Regions from separate parts of the Homo sapiens genome. Here region 1 is linked to region 2. Evidence: read pairs that join two places in POLR2A ChIA-PET (ENCODE). Cell type or tissue: MCF 10A. All regions are shown on one strand. Each heading gives the region's core, and the rest is flanking DNA. Links, peaks and the distances in the headings are about the cores only.

Region 1 (2,907 bases), core at 181-2,680, 80 kb before region 2:
TCAACCCAGGAGTTCAAGACCAGCATGGGCAACACAGTAAGAACCCAATTTCTCTTTGTTTTTTGTTTTGTTTTTTTTTTTGAGACGGAGTCTCGCTCTGTCTCCCAGGCTGGAGTGTAGTGGTGCGATCTTGGCTCACTGCAAGCTCCGCCTCCCGGGTTCACGCCTTTCTCCTGCCTCAACCTCCCCAGTAGCTGGGACTACAGTTGCCCACCACCACACCCGGCTAATTTTTTTTTCTTTTTTTTATATTTTTAGTAGAGACGGGGTTTCACTGTGTTAGTCGGGATAGTCTCAATCTCCTGACCTCGTGATCTGCCCGCCTCGGCCTCCCAAAGTGCTGGGATTACAGGTGTGAGCCACTGCGCCCAGCTAGTAAGACTCAATTTCTACAAAAATAAGAAAAAAATTAGCCAGGTGTGGTGGTGCATGCCTGTAGTTCCAGCTACTTGGGAGGCTGAGGCAGGAGGATCGCTTGAGCTTGGGAGGTTGAGGCTGCAGTCAGCTGTGTTTGTGCCACTGCACTCCAGCTTGGGTGACAGAGATCCTGTCTCAATCAATAAACCTTAACTCATTTAATCCTAACAACAGCCCATGGAATTCTTTACAGTTGAAGAAAGTGAGAATCAGAAGATAAAGTAAGTGATTTGCTTAAGGTTGGAACACAAGTAACTGGGAAAAGCAGGATTTGAATTCAAATCTGTCTAACCGAAGTGATACTCTTAACCACCAAGCACAATGGCTTGCAAAGACCCTCGTGTTTTCCATTTGACTAGCCATTGGTCCTCATATCGTAGCTGGGAGGGCAGTGTTATTATTCCTATTTTCCAGATGAGGAAAATGAGGCTTGGAAAGGTGACGCGGATTGCCCAAAGTCGCATAGCTAACAAGTGGTGGAGGCAGAACTTGGACTTGCCTCTTGTTCTCTGAGAGGCTCTGACCCCCAGCAGCGAGGCCTTGGCTCTCCTGCGGACGCCGAGTCCTTAACTCAGAGAAGCGTGGCTACATCTGCAGTGATTTCTCTGCGTTCACCGAGACTACGTGGGCACCGGGCACCTGGAGCTTGGCAGGAACTACGCGGAGGGAGGGAAGGGGTCAGCCCGGGGATCAGGCGACATGGCCTCCAGCTTCCGTGAAGCCTGAGCTTGTGTGATTACAGGGCCGTAGGCCTCGCTTCAGCAGTCTTGACGGCGGCTTGTTTCTCCGGCTTCTGGAATTTCAGTTCTTCCTGCCACAGCAGAAACGTGGCAGAGCTCCCAGAGCATCCTGAGAACGGGAACCTGGGCGACCTGCGGCGCCTCCGCAACCATTGGTTGTCGTGAGGCGCGGGGTCGTGTGTCAATTTGCATAACGTATTCGATAGGCTAATGAGACGGAAGTGGGCGTGCCCTGGCTAACCCACCTGTCCTTGGGTGGAGCGCGCAGGACTTCCGGGCAGGAAGGGTGGAGGGGCTACCTGGCTGCGGCGAGTGGGGCTGGGCAGGGGCCTGAAACTTCGCCGCCGCGCTCTCCGCTGCACCGCCCGTGTATGTAACCTGAAACGGCGGGTGTGAGGGACTCGCTGTAAACATGAATCGGCTGGAGCAGGACACAAAACATAAGGACGTTGGTTACTTCTCCGGGTGGGCAAATTTCCCTGGCGGGGGCCGTGAGAATACAAGTGGAAAGGAGATTTTCATTGTAAAATCTTTTATGCCCCAACTGAATCATGGGAGCCTATTAAAAGGCTATTATACATTAAAAGGCCGGGCGCGGTGGCCCACGCCTGTAATCCCAGCACTCTGGGAGGCCGAGGCTGGCGGATCACTTGAGGCCAGGAGTTCGAGACCAGCCTGGCCAACATGGCGAACCCCTGTCTCTACTAAAAAAAATTAGCCGGGCATGGCGGTGCGCGCCTCTAATCCCAGCTGCTTGGGCGGCTGAGGCAAGAGAATCGCTTGAACCTGGGAGGCGGAGGTTGCAGTGAGCTGAGATTGCACCACTGCACTCCAGCCTGGGCAATAGAGTGATACCCTGTCTCAAATAAATAAACACACGTGTGTTTTTATTATGTGTATATGTGTATATGGATAGATATAGATATTGATGATATATAGATACAGATTGCTCTTCTTAGGACACTATCAGAGACTTGTAAACTCCAAACAACCTGGCATTCAAAGCCCTCTGCAACCTGCCCTAGCCTCCTCCTCACCTGCTTATCAACCCTAAACCCAAAGCCACATGGATTGGTCTCCCTAACCCGGTTTTCTGCCCCTGGAAACAGCTTTGCCCTTGACTGCCCTTGCCATTCCTTCCACATGAGATTCTCTCTCTCATTATATTGCCACCTTTGAAGTTTCACCCAGCCTAAAGGGATCACTCAGAGGCCTCCTCGTCCCTGCCCAGAGGTCAGAACTGATCTCTGCCTTCCCTGTACTTCCAGGACAATTAGTTTGTACTTGTGTAAGAGTACTTCTTAGAATGTCACCAAGACAGTCCCCTACAGTCCCAGATGGTTCATCAGCACAGCTTCACAGCCTTGGCTCAGTGTCATTTATTGATTCAATAAACATTTTTTGTTTTTAATTTTTTAATTATTATTATTTTTGTAATTTTTAGTAGAGACGGGGTTTCACTGTGTTAGCCAGGATGGTCTCGATCTCCTGACCTCGTGATCTGCCTGCCTCGGCTTCCCAAAGTGCTGGGATTACAGGCGTGAGCCACTGTGCCTGGCCCATCAACAAACATTTATTAAATGCAGGGCTGTTGTAGGCACTGGAGATAGGGCAGGGGACTAACCCTAAAAGTTCCTGCCCTCCTGGAGTTTATGTTTTAGTGAAGACAAAGAGTAAATGGATAAAGCAACACAGTGTGCAATTTGTCAGGCCATGGCAAGGACATGAAGAAAACTAAAGCAAGGGAAGG
Region 2 (2,907 bases), core at 214-2,713:
CAGGCATTGCGTGGGGAAGAGCGGAACCCAGGGCCACAGCGCTCTCGGCTGTGGCTTCCTCCTTTGCAGAACTGCTCCAGACACATGGACTAGTGGTTGTCAAACTGTGCTCTGAGGAACCCTGTCTCCACCACCCACTGTCCCTTGCTCAGGAATTTGGGAAGATTTTATCTGAGGAAGGACTGCCGCTGCTTTTTGAAAAGTCTGAAAACTACTGCAGAGTGACTCATAACCCCATCTCTACCCCACCCTCACCAAGAGAGGGGCTGGGGCAGTGGGTTCAGGCGCCTACCACGGCTAGACTTTCATCTGGCAGGGGGCTCGTGTCCCAGAAGAGGCTTGTCCCTGGCGGCCTCCTCCCGTTTAGAGGAAGGAAGGGCGTTTTCAAATAAGCCTTCAGTCCTTACAGGCCAAATAAGGACTCGAGCCAAAACAAGCAGATTGGGCCGGACTCTGAATGTGCTCATCCTGTGAGATGACAGTGCGGGGAAGGGTTGATGGGGTGGGCGCCAATGGCAGTCTCCACTAGAATGCATAGGGTGGGGAGGTGGGCTGCAGAGTAAACTGAGTAGGCCAAAGAGCCCACTGGTTGCTAAGAATTCTAACCACCCCACTGCCCAGAAGAGATGCCTCTGAGATCAGGAACAAATCCAGAAGAACCGCTGTGTGGAAAGATGGCAAAACAATGATGATAATACCTGCTTTGTACATTACAATACAATACCTTGTAAGGTTATTGGAGGCCACACAAGATAACAGACCAAAACCCTTCCTGAGCATTGGAAAGACCTTTTCGGTTGCATGGGGCCATGGTACGATTCGTGGTGCATCCGGCCGGTGGATTTAGGATACTAAGCAGTGCGGTAAGAGATGCAATGAGGAGGCCTCCCAGCAGTTTGCCTTTCAGAAAGCATTTGTCCAGATGAATGTTCCTGGCAGAACAAATCCAGATTTCTTTAAGGTATGGTTAGGCTGTGTTGACAGTGGTAAATTGGCTTCAGGAATTGGACGGGGAAGGCTGGAGAAGTGGGAGAGCTAGGGACGCTCGGGTGGATGGAGAGGAGACACTGAATTTGGCTCTGGGGTTTCGGAATTTGAAGTGTGTGTGCCTGTGCATACATCCGTGTGTGTGCATGGCTATGTACATACATGTATGTTCACATTCACCTGTGAATACATGTGCCTTGCGTGCCTGTGTTTGCACTTGTGCTTGTGGATATGCATCTGTGAATGCGTGTGCAGCTGTGTGCCTTGTGTGGATCTATGTATATGGCTTTGCACACGTGTGTGCGCATGTATTTCTGTGCACACGTACCTCTGTACACCTACCTCCATATGTGACTGTGTATGCACAGATGCTTGCGTGTCTATGTGTGTGTCCATGCCCTTGTGCGTGCGTGCGCCTCTGTGTGCATGCCCTCGAGTGTGTTTGGGGGCTCTGCTTCCTGTTGTTCAGCAGCAGAGCCTCTGACTCCTCCTCACACAATTAGAGGAATTCCAGCCATCCTAGGGACAGCCCTGGGAAAACGGTTCCTCTGGAAGGGTTGGGGAATGTTTCCTTTTATGGTAGCATTGGGCCGTTGGCTGCTCACGACTTGCCAGCACTCGCAGGTACATTCTTGCCTGCTAGTAGAGCCGGTGACTAAACATGCCCACAGCTGGGGCAGACCACAGGGAGACGCAGTGGGGGAGGGCAGGGGGCTGGGATGACAAAAATGTTTGTTCCAAACCCTTATCGGTTGCCACACTGTCGTTAGGGGCCAGCAATGAAATTGCTCTGTCTTCCCCAGGCTGTGGTTCCTGCCGCCTCCCTCCCTTCTGTCTTCCCGTCTGTCTAGTCGAGGATGCAGGTCTCTAATCTCTGTCCTCGCTGTGCAGGCTTGAAGGACTCGTGTTTTTTGAGAAAGGCAAGGGGGAGTAAGGCTTGCCTCCCCTAGAGCTTGCCTCCTGAGTAGTTTCCACATCAGAGAGCAGGGTGTGGGGTGTGTTTGTGAATGAGAGTGACCCAGCCCCTCTGCGCCCCCACCCCGTTGATGCTTAGGGGGCTGGGAGGAAGCTGCGGCCCAGGGCAGGGGCAGCTGCCATTGGTGTTGGGTGTGAGGTTTGTTTTTTCTTCTTTCTGTCTGGGCTTCCTTTTCCCTCCTGAATGACCAGTGGGCAGAAGAAGAGATTGGAGGCAGTGCCCAGCCCCACACGCTGCTGAGGTCAGGCATGCTAGAAAGCTCACCTCGGAAGAGGCAGGCAGCCTAGCTGGTCGGTGGCTACTGGTGTTGAACGGTTAAATGTGTCTCCTGAGGCCATGCACGTGGAAAGCCGTGAGTCATTCTCCCAGTGCCTAGTCACGCAGGGCCCTGACCAGGTGGTGCGAGCCACTCAGTGTGTCCTTCACACGTCGCTGAATCCGTGTTTCCACCCAGGGCTGATACTGTACCAACAGCCACGGATGCTCCCACTGCCCTGACAACGCCACTGCCACCCATCGTGGCGACGTCGCGTTGGGGAAGTCGGTATAGACAGCAACCGTTTGTGGAGCTTACTGTCTTTACAGGGACTGCGGCAGGTCCATTTTATGTGTTATTTCTATTTTTCAAACTAATCCTGCAAGGGAGTTAGTAGCAGATCTTACTTTGTGGATGTAGAAACTGAGACTCAGAATTAAATACCTCACTGCAGCTCAAATATTTGTAAGTAGCCTGATCCTGGATTCAGGCCAATTTGACTTCAAGGACGGTGAGGCTATTAGATGGGGCGGGATAAAACGGAAAAAAATGAGTTTATATTTTCAGCTGTTGCTTGAATACCCAGTACTGAACAGCCAGGATGCCTTAGTGTTTCTGGCAAACTTAGCTTTCAGAGTGTGGGCATTACTGCCCCTCCTGTACTGGGGGAGGGTGGGTATTTATAACC

The links. Peaks named below come from ENCODE experiments on the same cell type or tissue, not always from the same donor. Only the 100,000 strongest peaks of a DNase experiment are listed, where the experiment ranks them.
Region 1: POLR2A ChIA-PET joins it to region 2 with 13 read pairs; 20 of 35 experiments call an interaction of 5 or more read pairs at or near these places.

Annotation. Positions count from the first base shown.
Region 1 is chr22:36,408,655-36,411,561 of GRCh38, reverse strand. MYH9-DT (MYH9 divergent transcript) reads right to left here. Exons shown (of 3, transcript NR_183573.1): 3 at 561-1,535. Among named protein-coding and RNA genes, the nearest start is that of MYH9-DT, 22 kb to the right of the region's middle. RefSeq lists an enhancer at 1,795-2,415. In MCF 10A, for the core only: no CTCF peak of the experiment used is centred there; a DNase peak (open chromatin) is centred at 1,321.
Region 2 is chr22:36,328,267-36,331,173 of GRCh38, reverse strand. All of the region lies in intron 3 of MYH9 (myosin heavy chain 9), which reads left to right. Among named protein-coding and RNA genes, the nearest start is that of MIR6819, 43 kb to the right of the region's middle. RefSeq lists enhancers at 1-137, 1-266, 1,929-2,178, 2,157-2,786, 2,787-2,907. In MCF 10A, for the core only: no CTCF peak of the experiment used is centred there; DNase peaks (open chromatin) are centred at 1,593 and 2,303.